Linked DNA regions of Homo sapiens: region 1 is linked to region 2. Evidence: read pairs that join two places in POLR2A ChIA-PET (ENCODE). Cell type or tissue: GM12878. All regions are shown on one strand.

Evidence for each region. ChIA-PET counts read pairs that join two places held together with the same protein. Peaks named below come from ENCODE experiments on the same cell type or tissue, not always from the same donor. Only the 100,000 strongest peaks of a DNase experiment are listed, where the experiment ranks them.
Region 1: POLR2A ChIA-PET joins it to region 2 with 7 read pairs; 2 of 35 experiments call an interaction of 5 or more read pairs at or near these places.

What each region holds. Positions count from the first base shown.
Region 1 is chr12:28,698,500-28,706,499 of GRCh38, forward strand. No RefSeq gene overlaps it. Among named protein-coding and RNA genes, the nearest start is that of FAR2, 450 kb to the right of the region's middle. In GM12878, no CTCF peak of the experiment used is centred here; no DNase peak of the experiment used is centred here.
Region 2 is chr12:28,540,369-28,548,368 of GRCh38, forward strand. All of the region lies in intron 12 of CCDC91 (coiled-coil domain containing 91), which reads left to right. Among named protein-coding and RNA genes, the nearest start is that of CCDC91, 350 kb to the left of the region's middle. In GM12878, no CTCF peak of the experiment used is centred here; DNase peaks (open chromatin) are centred at 2,806 and 3,043; H3K27ac peaks cover 672 bases.

The sequences.
Region 1 (8,000 bases), 160 kb after region 2:
CTAAAGACCTACAGACATTAAAAGAATAACAAGGGAACAATATGAGTAAGTGTCTGTCTATAGATTTCACAACTTCGAGCAGGATTTCTCAGATATTTTCAGGTTGCATCTGCTAAGAGTGCTTTCAGTAGCAAATGACAGAAAACATGACCTACAGAAACTTAAACAGCTAATTTTTCTCATGTGACAAGACACTCAGAGGTAGATTGCTTCAATGACAATTATGTCAGGGTCTAAGATGGTATCTCTGCCATTCTGTAATCTTTTTCTCATGGTCACAGGCACCAATCATATCAGCATTCAAGGCTGAAAGAAAGGGCTAGGAGTGAGACTGGCCATGCATAACCCTTTTATCAGAAAAGCAAAAGCTTTCCCATAAGCTCCCCCACACCCACACCAAGCCGACTTCCTTTGACACCTCATTGGGCAGAACTGGGTCCCATGACCTTTATTAAATTCAACCTTAGAAGGTTGGGAAGTCTAATGTCTGTTAAAGTGATTTAAGGTGGAGAACAGCCCTGGAAAATTCCTGAGCAGACAAAACCATTAGGAATTGAAAGTAACCTTAACCTCACTTGATTACAAACATAAGTTAAATTTGGCATTTACAAGCATTTACAAGAAATGCTTGTATTAGAGAAAAATGAATCTTAAACTCAACCAATGAGAAGCTGCCAAGTAACTTATTAGAGGTCTATAACAAGGGACTTTCCAGAGGGACAGACCAAATAAGAGAGCTGTGTAACTGTAACCAGTCTGGTATTGTCTTTGCTTTACTTCTACATTCACCCTATAAAAGCCTGTCCCTTACACTTCTTCAAAAGAGCCTGAAACCTCTTTTGGTTTGGTGCTTCCTAATTTATGAATCACTGTTTGTTCAAATAAACTCTTCAGACTTTTTATTGTGTCTCAGTTTACCTGTCAATGTATCTAAAAAAGGGCAGCAGGATTTTAATGTTTGGTCTGTGTTATGAGCTGAAATTTGTTTCCCCAAAATTCACATGTGGAAGTTCTAATGACTAGTAATTCAGAATGTGACTATATTTAGAGATAGGGTCTTCAAACAGGTAATGAGACCTTCATTGTGGGGCCTAATCCAATCTGACTGGTAGCCTTAAAAGAAGAGAGAACTTGGACACACAGAAATAGCAGAAGTGCATGCACCCAGAGGAATGGTCATGTGAGAACAAAGCAAGGAGGCATCCACCTGCAAGCCAAAGGGAGAGGCCGCAGAAGAAACCAGACCTGCCAACACCTTAATCTTGGACTTCTAGCCTCCAGAACTGTGAGAAAATAAAGTTTTGTTATTTAAGCCACCTTGTCCATGGTAGGTTGCTATGGCAGCCCAACAGACTAAAACAGCTTGGTCCAAGGGTTTCTCAACAGAGAACATTACTCTGTAGGTGAGCACTTGGAAATGGTAGAGAATATTTTCTAGTTATCACAGTGACCAGGAAATACTCCTGACCTTTAATGTGCCATGGCAAGATGCAAAAATTCTCACCATGGGCAGTATAGTCCTGTGTAACTAATAATTAGCTCCCTTTCTTCTACTGACAGCAGCTTTCCTTCTGAGAAATGATGCTTTAAAATTCATGACCTTTTGGTCAGGAAGGTGTACATTGTTGCCCCCCACCAAAAAAAAAAATCAAGGGTCCCATTAGCAAGAAATAAATAAATGATAGTTGAATAGAAATCAACAGCATCACCCCAGAACTTAAAGGATTAAAAAAAAAGAAAAGAAAAAAGAAATCAATAGCATCTGCCCGACTTTGATGGTGTGTGGTCACTCCTGCTACTGGGCAAGAAGGGGTAATCTGTTGGGTTGTAGACTTCACAGAAATAAAGATAAATTATCAGTGTGTATTTCCGTTTTGCAAGAAAAGGTTCTTACAGATCTTTTAAAAATTCGTTTTGAAGCCAATCTATTTTTCAAAGGATCAATTTCTTTACAAAATGTAGTGATACATGACATTTGGCTTCCTCTTCAGTCACAGAATTTTCCAAGGTCAAACTTAACATTGTAACTTTCAATCTCATGATTTTCTAACAAAATTAGTTTGGAAAAAGAAAATAGGTTATAAAGGATATAATTTAATATTAGCCTTCTGCATAAAAAGCAAGAAAAATCAGGTGAAAATTTATTGGTTTTGAAAAGGAACAGTAATTAAGTGTTCCTGAACTGAGAAGTTCACAATATTTTAGGGAGCCTATCCTGTCTCTCCTTATCCTTTCCCAGTAAGTAAGGTGAAGATTAAGTATTATTTTGCATATTTCAAAAATTTAAGAAAGTAAATCTGAGCAAATTGCCATAATTATATGGTGAGTCAGTGGTTGAGCTGGGGATGGAACAAGGGACTGACTGGATGTTGAAAACTGGTCTCCTGTCTGCTGTCCCCCATTCCCAAACCACATCTGGGCAAAACATGATGGGACAGCTGCTTCCTCCAAAGCTCTGCCTTCACAAAGCTTTCACCTAATTAGGCTTATTTAAAAGCAGAATCTTGTATGAAGGCTTATTAGAAAATTTCCCTTTTCTGTTTAATTCTCTCCTGACTTAGACCTGCTTTTTAAAAAGTCCTTGCTACTTTACTAACCTAATTTGAATCTACGAGTTCTATAACTGACCCTGTAACTTGGAAAGTTTTTGTTTTTGTTTTCTTTTGTTTATAAATTGGTATGTTCAGACCATCTATCTTTATTGTCTTTGTTAATTTGTTGGATTTAAAGCCACCCTCTTGCTTATTATTTTCAATTTGTTTAATCGGTTCTTTGCTCCACTTTTTTCTGCCTGTTCTTGGATGAGTTGCTTTTATATTATTTCATATTATCTTCATGGTGGGCTTATTCCTATCTCTTAAAAAATTTTGGTAACTGTCCAAAAATTTACAATATATGTTCTTTTAAAAATATTTTAAATTTTCGTGGGTACATAGCAGGTGTATATAGGCATACAATGCATAATGGTCACATCAGAGTAAGTGAGGGTATTCGTCACCTCAAGCATTTATCCTTTCTTTGTGTTACAATCAAATTATACTATTTTAGTTATTTTTAAATGTACAGTTATTATTGACCATAGTCACCCTGTTGTGCTAACAAATACTAGATCTTATTCATTCTATCTAACATAATTTTGTAGCCATTAACCACTCCCCACTCTCCCCACTCCCACTACCATTCCCAGCCTCTGGTAACTATCATTCTACCATCTCCACGAGTTCTACAATCATCACAATCCAATTTGAATATTATACTGCTTCATATGTAGTTTAAGAATGTTATAACAGTGTGTTTCCAATTCTTCCTTCCCATTTTTATGCTATAGTTCTTACACATTTTGCTTTTACATATACTACAAATACATAATATGCTGCTACTATTTTCTCAATAGACAGTAAAATTAGCATTTTTAGCATTCAGTTCTGCAAATTTTGACAAATGCATACAGTCATGTAGCCACCACAATCAAGATATAAAACAGCTTCACCACTTCCACCCCCTCCAGATTTCCCTGTGTCTTTTTGTAGTCAATTTCTCCTTCTACCCACATTCCTCGACAATGCCAGTCTGACTTCTGTGGCTTAGGCTTTGCCTTTTTCATAATGTCACGTAAGTGGACTCAGACTCTGTAGCCTTTTGTGACTGGCTTCTTTCACTTAGTATAATATATTTAAGATTTTTCCATGTTGTTATGTTTATCAGTAATTTATTCCCTCTTTATTGGTAAGTAATATTCTACGGTATAACTCTACCACAGTTTATTCACATTAATGTCAAAAAAGATTGGAGTTGTTTCCAGTTTTGGATGATTATAACTAAAGCCATCATTAACATTTGCATGCACATATTTTTATAGATTTAAGTTTTAGTTTCATTTTGGTAAATGACTAGGAGTGGGATTCCTAGGTTATATAGTAAATGTATGTTTAATTTTATAGGAAGCTTCCAATCTGCTTCCCAAAGTCATGTACCATTTCACATTCTCACTGGAAATATCTAAGAATTTCAGGCTCTTTACTCTCTCACCAGCACTTGGTTTCATCAGCTTTTTTTTTTTTTTCCTTTTAGCCATTGTAATAGGTGAGTAGTGATATTGAGTAGTGTTCAAATTTGCATTTCCTTAATGACTAAAGGTGTTGAGTATTTTCTCATATGGTTTTTTGCCATCCTATATTTTCTTTGGTGAAGTGTTCGAATTTTTTTGGCTTTAGTTATTCATTTTATTTTTATTTTTATAAAGTTCCTTATATATTCTGAATACAAATTCTTCATTAGACATGTATTTTGCACACATTTACTTCTAGTCTCTGGCTCATCTTCTCAATCTCAACAGTGTGTTTCAAAGAGCAAAAATTTTTAATTTTGATGAAGTCCAATTCGTCATTATTTTTCTTTTAAAGATTGTGCTTTTTTGTTGTTGTTGCATCTAATAACTCATTGCCTAACCAAAAGACAAAAATATTTTCCTGTGTTTTATTCTATAAATTCTGTAGTTTGTCACATAGGCTTATAAGCCATTTTAAGTTAATTTTTAGATAAGGTATGTGAGATTCATTGTTTTGCATATGGTTGTTCAGTTTAGCTCTGTTTGCTGAAAAGGTTTTTTTCATTTAATTGAATTTGTATCTCTGTTAAAATTATTTTATCATAAGTATCTAGATCTTTGTCTGGATTCTCTCCCCTGTTCCACTGACCTTTCTACTCATTATCCAAAATCACTCTAAATCAATTATTTTTTGGAAAGTCTAAAGATAAGAAAAATGTATTTTAAAATATTTACATTCATTTTAATTATATTTGAAAATCTTCATGTCTTTATGAAGGTGCAAGTCTGGTATCATATTTCTTTTTGCCTAAATAATTTTCTTGTATATCTCTTATAGTACAGATCTCCTTGTAATAAATTCTCTCAGCTTTTGTTGCCTAAAAAAGTATTTGTTTATATTTCTGAAAGTTACACACTGGATATAGAATTCTAGGTTGGCAAGTTTTTGTTTTGTTTCTGTGAGACTATTTTAAAGATGTTGCTCACTGTCTTCTTGCCTGCATTGTTTCTGATGGAACATCTGCCATCCTTTTCTTCAGTGCTTAATGTATCTTTTCACTCTGGCTGTTTTTGAAATTTTCTCTTTATCATTGATTTTCAACAGTTTGATCGTAATGTGCTTTGGTGCAGCTTTCTTGACATTTTTTGTGCTTTGTATTTATTGAGCTTCCTGTATCTATGGGATTATATTTCCCATCAAATGTGGAAAAAATTTTAGCTATTACTTTTGCAATTTTTTTTCTGCTTTCCTTTCATGAAGACTCCAGTTACATGCATAGTAGGGTATTTGAAGTTATCTCACAGCTCACTTTTACTTTGTTAATTTTCTAAAATTCTCTGTCTCTCTTTTGTAGGAGATTCTATAACTTCTACTTAAATAGTCCTTTTTTCGGCAACGTCTAATTTGTCATTAATTATATCCAATGTATTTCTCATCTCAGACATTGATGTTTTCAACTGTGGAAATTTGAGGACTGTCTTGTTGTCTTCCATGCCTCTACATGCTTTTTGAACATGTGGAATTCAATTATAACCATTTTAGTGTTCTTACCTGTTAATAATAACATCTGTATTAGTTATGGAGCAGTTTTAATTGATTTAATTTTTTCTCCATGTTGAGGGTCATATTTCCCTGCTTCTTCAGATGCCTGGAAATTTTTTACAATTCTATTTGATTTCACAAAGCCTTCCCGTTTTAGGACAGTTTTAAATTTACAGAAAAACGGTGAAGATAGGACAGAGAGTCACCACATACTCCACACTAAATTTACCCTACTGTTAGCATCTTACATTAGTGTTGTATATTTGTGATAATTAATGAACTAATACTGATATATTATTACTAACTAAATTCCATAATGTATTCGGATTTCCTTATTTTTTTTACAGTGTCTTTTTCTGATCCTAATAGTCATATCTAGGATACCAAATCACATTCAGCAGTCACATGACCTTAGGCTGTTTTTGGCTATGACAGTTTCTCAGACTTTTCCTGTTTTTGATGACCTTGATAGGTTTGAGGAGTACAAGTCAGGTATTTTGTAGAATGTCCCTCAACTGACATTTTTCTGATGTTTTTCTCATGATTACACTGGGATTTTCTGTTTTTGAGAGGAAAACTGCTGGTGTCATCACATCATATCAAGGATACCTATTACTGACATGATTTATTACTATTGATGTTATCCTTGATCACCTGCCTGAGATAATGCTTGTCACATTTCTCCACTGTAAAGTAATCTTTCCCCTCATTTTCATACTGTGCTGTTTTGAAGGAAGTCACTATGCATAGTCCATGTGTAAGGAGTGGGGAGCACCCTCCTTGAGGGTGGAGTGTATACATAAATAGTTTTGAATTCTTCTGGGCAGGACTAATGTTTTATTGAATTCCAGACTGTTGAATTTTACCTTTGTTCTTGAGCTTTGTTTTTGGATGCAGTTATGTTACTTGGAAACTGTTTAATCCTTTGGGTTTTGCTTTTAAAGTTTGTTAGGTGGGACCAGAGTGTTGCATTGTCTATGCCAAATTATTCTCCACTTCTGAGGCAAGACCCTTCTGAGTGTTCTTACCAATGCCATGTGAATTTTGAGGTTTTCCAGTCTGGCTGGTGGGAACAAGCAATGTTCCTGGCCTTACATGAGTGCTGGGTACTACTCTCTTTAATCCTTTTTGGATGATTCTTTCCCTGGCTTTAGATTATTTTCTAACACGAATGTGGTGATCTATAAACTCTGCTGACGATTCCAGCAAGACCCTCTACAAATATTTGTAGTTCTTGCTCAATGCAGCACTTACTTCTCCAGTACTCTATCCTGCTAACTCTAGCCATTGTGGTTTTCTCAGACCCTCAGCCCTGTGTCCTCAACTTAGGGAGTTTGTTGGACTCTGCTAGAGTTCTCTCTCCTGGCTGTGAGGCATGTAAACTCACTAACGACCTAAGCCTGGACAAAATAATACTTGCTTCATATGCTTCCCATATCTTAGGGATCATTGTCCTTCATTGCTTATATCCAGTGTTTTGAAAATATTGTTTCATACATTTAGTCTAATTATTTTATTCAGGCAGGAGGGTACATCTGGTCTCTATTAGTCTACCTTGGCCAAAAGTGGAAGTCCTGTCTGCCACTCTTTTACTCTAACTTTGAGTTAAACTGACCACCGGCCAGTTTCACAATATGCTGTGTTCTCACCTACTTCTGGCCTTTGAAGATTCTGGCTGTTTCAACTCTTTTATATTTCTTTTTTTTTCTGATCTGGCACATTCTTTAGCATATTTTATATCTTTTCATGGAAATTCTTTCATTCACTCATTTATTCAGTTTGTAGCTACGAAATCTCACTAGGTGTCTTTGTGCTATCATCTTCTTTGATTCTCACAACGTTTACAATTAAACTTTCTCAAATTCGTATGGTTAATGGATGGAAGAAGGGCTTACATTTTTGTCTATATGACTGCCCATTTTCTTTCCATTATGCACTATGATTTTTCTACATTATTTTTGAATAACTACAATGCTTCCAGCCTTGAATTTGAATGATTTTGAAGTGGTCTTAGTTCTAGAAAATATGATTTATATACTCAGGCATCTTCCAATATTGCTAAAAGAACAATAACGTACTTCAAACAAACAGAACAGTATAAGATAGTGTAGGACAAAGGGTTAAATGTTTTATAGGGGATTTTTGAAGTGCCTTTTAAGACATTGTAAAATGGGAAGATCAATAATCGGCTAGAATAGTTGACAGTGATTCATGGAGGACACGCAGGAGGAGCAAGATTTGATGCATAGTGAGGACTTGCCTTTATCAAATCTTCCTGATTCGTTTGCTGAGGCCCAGGAGTGTTCCATAAAATAATTTGAAGTACTTAAGATATCAGCTCCTTCATGCTCAGAGTATCTAACTGGGAACAGTAGTCATCCATTTATCCCTTAGTTCCAAATAGGTAGT
Region 2 (8,000 bases):
AGATAATTACATGGTTTAATGACTGCATCTACAGGGCTTTTGGCACCTTGACAGGTTTTTGCATTAGTGTAATGCAATGCAAGAAACTCCTGCATATTTACAGCAAAACAGATATTGTGCCAAGGCCTCTAGCCATAACTGAAGTTCTTATCTGAGAAGGCAGCGTAGTATTGTGGTTTAAAGAATAGATTTGGGTGTCATATGCACCTGGATTTCAGTCCTAGCCCTGCTACTTGGGCAAGTCATAACTTCGCTAAGCCTTAGTGGCTTCATTCATACAGTTACCAAGAGAATAAAAATTTGATAATACATTGTAGATGTCTCCAATGGTACTTTGTCCTTATTAATCCCCTGCCTTTGAGTCTCGGCTGGACTGAGTGAGATTGGGCTATTAAAAGATTGTGGCTTCTGTCTTGAGTGCTCTCTCACTCTCATGGTGCACTCTTGCTTTCTTTCATATTCTCTTGGATTGCTTATTTTGGGGGAAACCAGCTGCCATCTCATTAGGCAGCCTTATGGAGAGGCTCACATGGGCTAGATTGGAGCTGGATATTTTGAGGCCTCTCAACAGCTACTGAGTGGGTTTGGAAGCAGATCCTTCCCCAGTTGAACTTTGAGATGACTAGAGTCCTAGCCTACAACTTGATTACAACTTCAGTAAAGAACATGACCCAGAGGCACTCCTGTAACAGTGCCCAGTTTCTTGACCCATAGAAACTGTGAGATGATAAATATTTGTTGCTTTTCATTTTAAGCCACTAGGTTTTGGGATGCTTTGTTGCACACCGATAGATAACTAATACAGCACATAAAGAGGTCACCTGTGCATAGCAGGGAGCAAGTACTACCAATCAACAAGTATTAACAGTTAAAACAAGAAAAGGTCAGACTTAATCTAGCATTATAGGATTATTTGTCATGTAATATAAAGTAAGTTTCCATATGTGTGTGCAAAGAAAAGAATAAGACTTGTGGACAGTCTCTCTTGCTTGTTTCTGTAGATTGAAACACAAAGTGAAATATCAATCATTTGAGAATTTAAAGATAGTATAGGAAGACAAGAACTTAAAGGTCATCTAACTTCTGCTAATATTAGGTTTAAATTGTTAAAGGTCAAAACAAAAGGAAGGATACATAGTAATTGACAGATATTGTTCTTTAGATTGAAACAATAGGATTGCTAAAATCTATAAAAGTTGAATTGATAAAAATACAGCAGAAGTTGTGTTTGTTACTTCAGCAGTAACCTAAATGATATATTTGGGATCCCTATGTTAATTTAATTTAGAAAAGACTATCCAACAGATTGTAATATTTTTATTATATCATGATCTTGAAAAAAAAGATATAGGAAAAGGTTTTTCATTGTTTTGGAGCATGTAATCAAATTAGGTTGAAAAACTTTATGTGGCCTGTTATATTAAGATAAGTTAGCCTGCCTTGCCGGAATCAATTCATCTTATATTTGAGATAAATTGTTTATTTACCATTGAACTCTATAAAGTAGGATGTGGAACATATTTATTAATATGTAAATATAGCCTTATGGATCAGAACCCCAAGATAGGATTTCTGTGCAGCTACTATACAATATTATCCACCTTTGCTTTTCTCTAAAATTCTAAATCTATGGCTTTTGTTTTTTAAGTTGTTTTGGAAATTTTTAGATTTTCTTTGGAAATTGTTGGAAACAGTTGTTACCAGAATTATTTTCTTTTCAAATTCATTAAACTTTACATATGGAAAGTTATAGTAGATTCTGCCCAGATGATTTCTTGAAGAGCAAAAATGAGTATTTCCATTTCCCAGTGGATTATTTGGTAGTTTGGGGTAAAAAGACAGAACTATGCAAATACGATGAACTTACTTTAGATGACTCAAAACAGAGAATTTACTTACCAGGCATCTTTAAAACAAAAGAAAAAAATAGTTCTTTAGTTGTGGTCAAAAGGTTTTAAGACTCTTTATACCCATTTTTCATGCTCTAAAAGAGCATCTGTAATTCATCTTGTGCATGCTGGGAAGTTACACAGCTTCTTTATATGTTGACATTTTTGAACTATCTAAATAGATAGATGTGGAATATACTCTAAAGTCAAGAAGTATTCTCAAAGAATAGGAGACAGGAACTCTGATTTGAAGTCTTCATGGAATGCGAATGATGGCTTTGAATGTTGTGGTGAAGAGGTTAGGCCTAAATTTTCTGACGTTCAAAGTTAAGGCACCCAGCACTGCGTTAGTTCAAACCACTGGCCAGATTATGTTGAATATTTTAGAGTCCAAATTATTCTTAACATGTATTTTATATAAAACTATTATCCTGAAATTGGTTCAGAGTCTCTTTCAGTGATTCTGAGAAGTTCATAGAAAGTGAACATTTTTAATCCTCCATTTCCCAAACTTACTTGACTTAAAGGTATTTTTTTTATTTTTAATAAGCAGGACACATGCTGTACAGAAATGGCATTTTGTGGAACACGTTGTAAGAAACACTACTCTGATATATGAGGACCTTAACAATCTGGAAAATAACTGTTTGTTTCCTAGGGCTACTGTGGCAATTTACAACAAACTGAGGGGCTTGAAACAAGATAAATTTATTTTCTCACAATTCTGTAGGCCAGAAGCCCCAAATCAAGATGTCATCAGGGCCATGCTCTCAAAGGCTCTAAGGAAGTCTGTTCCATGCCTCTGTCTTAGCTTCTAGTGATTCGGCCTCCATCTTCACATAGACTTCTCCTTTGTATCTGTGTCTCTGTTTCTCTTCGTGTAAAGACACTAGTGATTGGATTGAAGCCCTACCCTAATCCAGTAAGAGCCCATCTCAGTTTACATCTTAATTACATCAGCAAAAACCCTATTTCCAAATAAGCTCACATTCACAAGTGTGGGGGTAGGACTTGAACATATCTTTTTGGGGGACACAATTCAACCCATTACAATAATTATCTGTTGAATCGAATATCCCACTGTTCTCTTACAAGATCATGTGCTAGCAAGCTTGTGCAACCCGCCTTATTTTGTTGTTTTTGTTCTGTTTTGTTTTGCTTTAGGTTTTTAGCAGCTTGAAGCCGTGGTTTTTAGTTTCTGTTTCTAGTGATAAGCAGAAAAGAGCGATGGGGAAGGGACTTTACTGGCCCAATCAGAAACAGAAACTAAGAACCCATGACTGTATTCTCTTCCTTGGACATCCCCGAGTGTCCCAGGACTTAGTCCTGTAACCTTTTCTCTTTTATCCACTTTCATTCCCTAAATATTTTTATCTGTGCTTTAAATGCCTTCTATATGGAGATGACGTCCACGTTTTTATTTCAAGGCCTGATATCTCCCCTGAACTGCAGACCCCTATATCTGACATCTCCAACATGTCTGATGAGATTAGACAAATTTATCATGTCTGAAACAAAACAGTTTTCCTCTGGCCAACTCACTCCAGCTCCAGTCTATCATATCTCAGGATAGGACACTATTATTCAAAGAATCGCCTTTTATTTCTCTTTTCCTTTCATCTATACTTCCAATCCATCAGCAACTCAAGTTGGTCCTGTCTTAAAATCCTAAACCTGAACTGTTCTTAAGCCACCATTGCCAATATTCTGGTCAAATTTATATCTTTTCCAGACTGAAAGTCTCCTAGCTGGCTTTTCTTCTTCCACTCTTGTCCCGCTACAGTCTGTTTTCCACGTAATAATTTGTACGATATTTTTCAAACAAAGCATGGTCATACTCCTGCTGAAAACTCTCCAATGTCTTCCCATCAAACTGCAAACCTTTAGGGCCCTTTATGCTCTGGCCTCCATCTACTTCTCTGATCTCCTCCCCTACCAGTCTCCTCCTTGGTAATTTTGCTCCAATCTTAATGGATTTCTTACCAGTTCTCCATCAAACCAAGTCTGCACCCCCCTTTTGGAGTTTTTTCCTTGTGTTTCCAGCTACCTTGAGAATTTCTTTCCCCATGTTTTTAGATAGCTCCCTTCTTGTCTCTTTTCAAGTCTCTTAATTACCACCTTCTCTAAGTGGTCTTCTCTAGTCACTTTACCCATGAGTGGATTTGCTGGATAGCCATCCTAGCTCTTTGGAAAAATGAAGTCATTTTTAAGCATTAATTTAAAATATGTAGGAGTGTAAGTTGGAAAAGTAACATTGATAAAGGTAGATGTAACATGTTCACATTTCTTAGTGTATTTTGTTGGTAGAAGCTCAAAACATTGAAAGTGCAATTAGTACTATGTGTATTTGACACACACACACACATACACATACACACATATATATATTTCAAAACAATGAATTATATCTTTTTGGATGTGAACAGTCTTCTTAATAAACAGTCCAATTAAAATAAGCCAGATGTGTTTGTAATTGACTTTGAATGTTGCACTTTAGACCAATGTAAATTCACCATCATATTGCATTTTAATGACTGGCAAATAAAAAGCTAAGGTCAAGAGATGTTTTATTTTTCTTTTACTTTTGCAATGGCATGAAACACTCATGAAAGGGTAAATCTAATACATGAAATTATTAAGAAGACATGCTATTTCCCCCCACAAGCTTAATAAAATTAAAAATTTTAGTAAGTAGTATGCTTCTAAAAGGCTTTCAGCAGTTATACCAGCAAACTGAAGCCTAGTTGTCTATTTCAGAAACTTCAGAATTTCCAGATTTTTCAGATATGTGTAAGAGCTGAATAGAAATTAAAGCAACAGAAAATGGAAGAGAAAACAAATCGGTTAGAGCTACTCTATTATGAAGAGATTTTTAACCCCATATCAAAAAAATATTTGCCACCACTACTCTGGACATAATATTTTTCATTACTATGTCACAGAATACAAATCTTTGATTCACTTTGAAATGAAAGCCACAAATACAGAACTAAGTCCCATACCTTAAGGAGCAAAAAAGGTGAATATTTTGCCAAAATTCTTCTCGCCTCAATAAAGGATAAGAAGGTCATGCCTAATAAAACAGTAACTGTTGAAATTCAGGAATTTGCCAAGAACATCAGTTTGATGTATTTGTTTCAAAGAGAGGAATTCAACATCCTTATAAGAGAAAGGTTGTATGTGTTCCATCCCACAGCCATGATCTATGTACTATGCCCAAGAAGGACCCACAAAAGTGGAAGCTCAGCTTTGTGATGGCCCAATCTCTGTTTTCCTCCTCATACAGTATCGGTTCGCCTTGTTGCTTCTTAAAGTATTGTGCTCCTGTTTATTTAAAGGATTCTTACTTTCAGAGTGCTCTGGGGAGGGAGTGGTAAAGATGTGAAGTGAGCCTTGGCAGCTGCCTAAAACCAAAACCTTCATGCCTACCATCTTATAGTCAGTAATTCCTTGGTGACATCTAACACAAGCAAGAGAAGCGTGTGGTGTGTTTAAACAGAAATCTATCAAACTTTTTTTGTCCTTATATATATATCCTCTTAAAAAATTACAGAAATACTCCTTTTGAATGCACAAATTCAGATTATTGTTACTTAGCAACAGAGGTTGAATGCTTGTTACACATTGTGAAATTGTACTATATTCCCTCAAAAGGAGAAAAGTTTCTCATTTATCTAGCTTCTAAAAATTCTAAGATATTAAGTCATATTTGTTTTTAATGTATCTCCTGATTGTTCTGGGCGATTTGTGAAGGATTTTGAATTGTTAAAGCTAGCACATATGTTATATGTACACAAGTTATGAAGCATAATAGTAAAACAAACACCCATGAAGCCACCTCCAAACTGAATTACGTATCTCATCCTGCCAGATTCATCCTCCAAATACAACTATCCTCAGTTCAGTTTTTATTGCATTGTTTACTTACCTTAAAAAGAAATGGGTTTTTGCCTACTTATATGTCTCAAAATAATATACCGCTGAGTTCTGCTTATATTTTGTGCCTATGATAAAAGAGTTATGAGACTATCTGTAGTCTGGTCACTTCCTTCTTAAACTCAGTTTTCTTACAAATGCCCACTAATTTATATTCTTCTGAAATATTTTATATTGGCAATATATGTTATATTAAGGTTTATTATAAAGCTGTAGTAATTAAAATAGCATTACATTTGTGTAGAGATAGGTGAATTGTTCAAGGGAACAGGATGGAGAGCCTAAAGACAGGTTCCTGCATATATGGAAAGCTGATTTATAATTGGAGGTAGCATTGCCAACTACATATTCTTTGGCTCATACAATTTCCACAAGCTATACTAGCACGTGTATACAGAGGTCTGTGTTGAAGGATGTTCATTACAGCCTTAATTATAATAGCCAAATATTATGAACAATCTTAATGTCTGTGAATATAATGCTTTAGAATATTAAAATATCTGTTACATATATTATAACTATAAAATGAAAACTATGCAACGGTTTAAAAGGAAAAAAAAACAAGAGACACTGATCCTCTATAACACTGCAGTTGGGACTGATAACTTAGTATACTCTCTGGGAAGAAATTTGGCAATATGTATCACAATTTACAATATGCAGATGTGACAGATTTCAGTACCTTGAACATCTTTTGAAGGGTGTGCACTCAGGTTGTAAATTTTATTGCTTGAAAAACAACAAAAAAGTTAGAATAAACTTACATGTCTGTCAATGGGAAAGTAGCTAAATAAATTATGAAATACAGTTAAGCAATTTTTTAAAATGAGATAGGGAAAACTTCCAGTAATGGCAATGAAATAAAGTGATTGTGTGGACCCTCTCAAACTTAAGAATTATAAGGATTATAAGATGTGGACCACATATTTTTAAAAACCCATCTTTAAATGCTTAAAAACATCCAAAAGTAGACAGAAATCACTGGAGAATGGACTGGAACTGAGTATTGGTATATTCTTCTGTACTGTTTAATTTAGACCAAGTGCAAAATAGTTTTAGAAGCTGAAAATACTTAGATTTCAATCTGTTTTACATATATTAAAATGAAACTTTTAAAACTATGACTTTAATCTCCCATGTATCTTTTAGATTAGGTTAGCATGCTTTGGTTCTTAGCATTAAAAGTACATCTGTCATTTTCCAGTAGATTGCCTTGTTTGATTGGGGTTATGTATCTTGATTCACTCAATCTCAGCAAATATTTATTGCTTGTCTAACATGTGCCAGACCCCCTCTAGATGCTAGGGATAAAGTAGTTAGCAAGACAGACAAGATTTCTGCGTACCTGGGTCTTACATTCTAAGATCTCTTTTGTTTAATAGTCTTATAAGCATAAGGTATGTATTCACCTGAAGGTATCATCCAGTAGAGGAAGAAGGAAAAAAAACTGTGAGGAAAAATGATAAGCAGAAATCTTACTTCTGTATATATAATAGAATCTCCGAATATTGGAATTGAAGGGATTCAGTATAGTTCAATGATTTTACAGGAGCATTTTGCTAAATATAGTGATTCTGTTTGTTTAATTCTTAGAATATTTCAATATTTTAGTCATCCAATTTTTCAGCCATTTTGAGTATAGTAGATTATGGAAGTATACTTTAATGAGAATTATTGTTCAGGTTTGCCTTTGTGGGGGATGCAGGGGCTTGTGAGAAGAATGACAACTTTTACATAAGTATGACAAGTATATTATGAAATGGAATTTATTTGTCTTTTAATTCCTCCATTGTTCTGTAACCTATAGGGAATGTGTTTGCCTAGTTTTGTTATTTTTACCCTATGGGCAAATTTTTTAGGGCCAAAAAGTTTGAAGCTTTTCTTCTTATATTCAATAATGTTTACCATCCAGAGAGTTCTTTATTATATATAATCCAAATGATTTCCCTTACTAACCCTCTTGTTTCGTTTACCATATGAGTTTGCTATTGAAATATTAAAACATCCTAATAAAACATCTCTACCTTAGCCAAGGGACAAGAACAAAAAAAGTTTCAACAGTATCAAATATTTTGTGTGTTGTTTTATTTTTTTAAAACAGAGTCTCACTCTGTCACCCAGGCTGGAGTGCAGTGGCGCAATCTTGGCTCACTGCAACCTCTGTCTCCTGGGTTC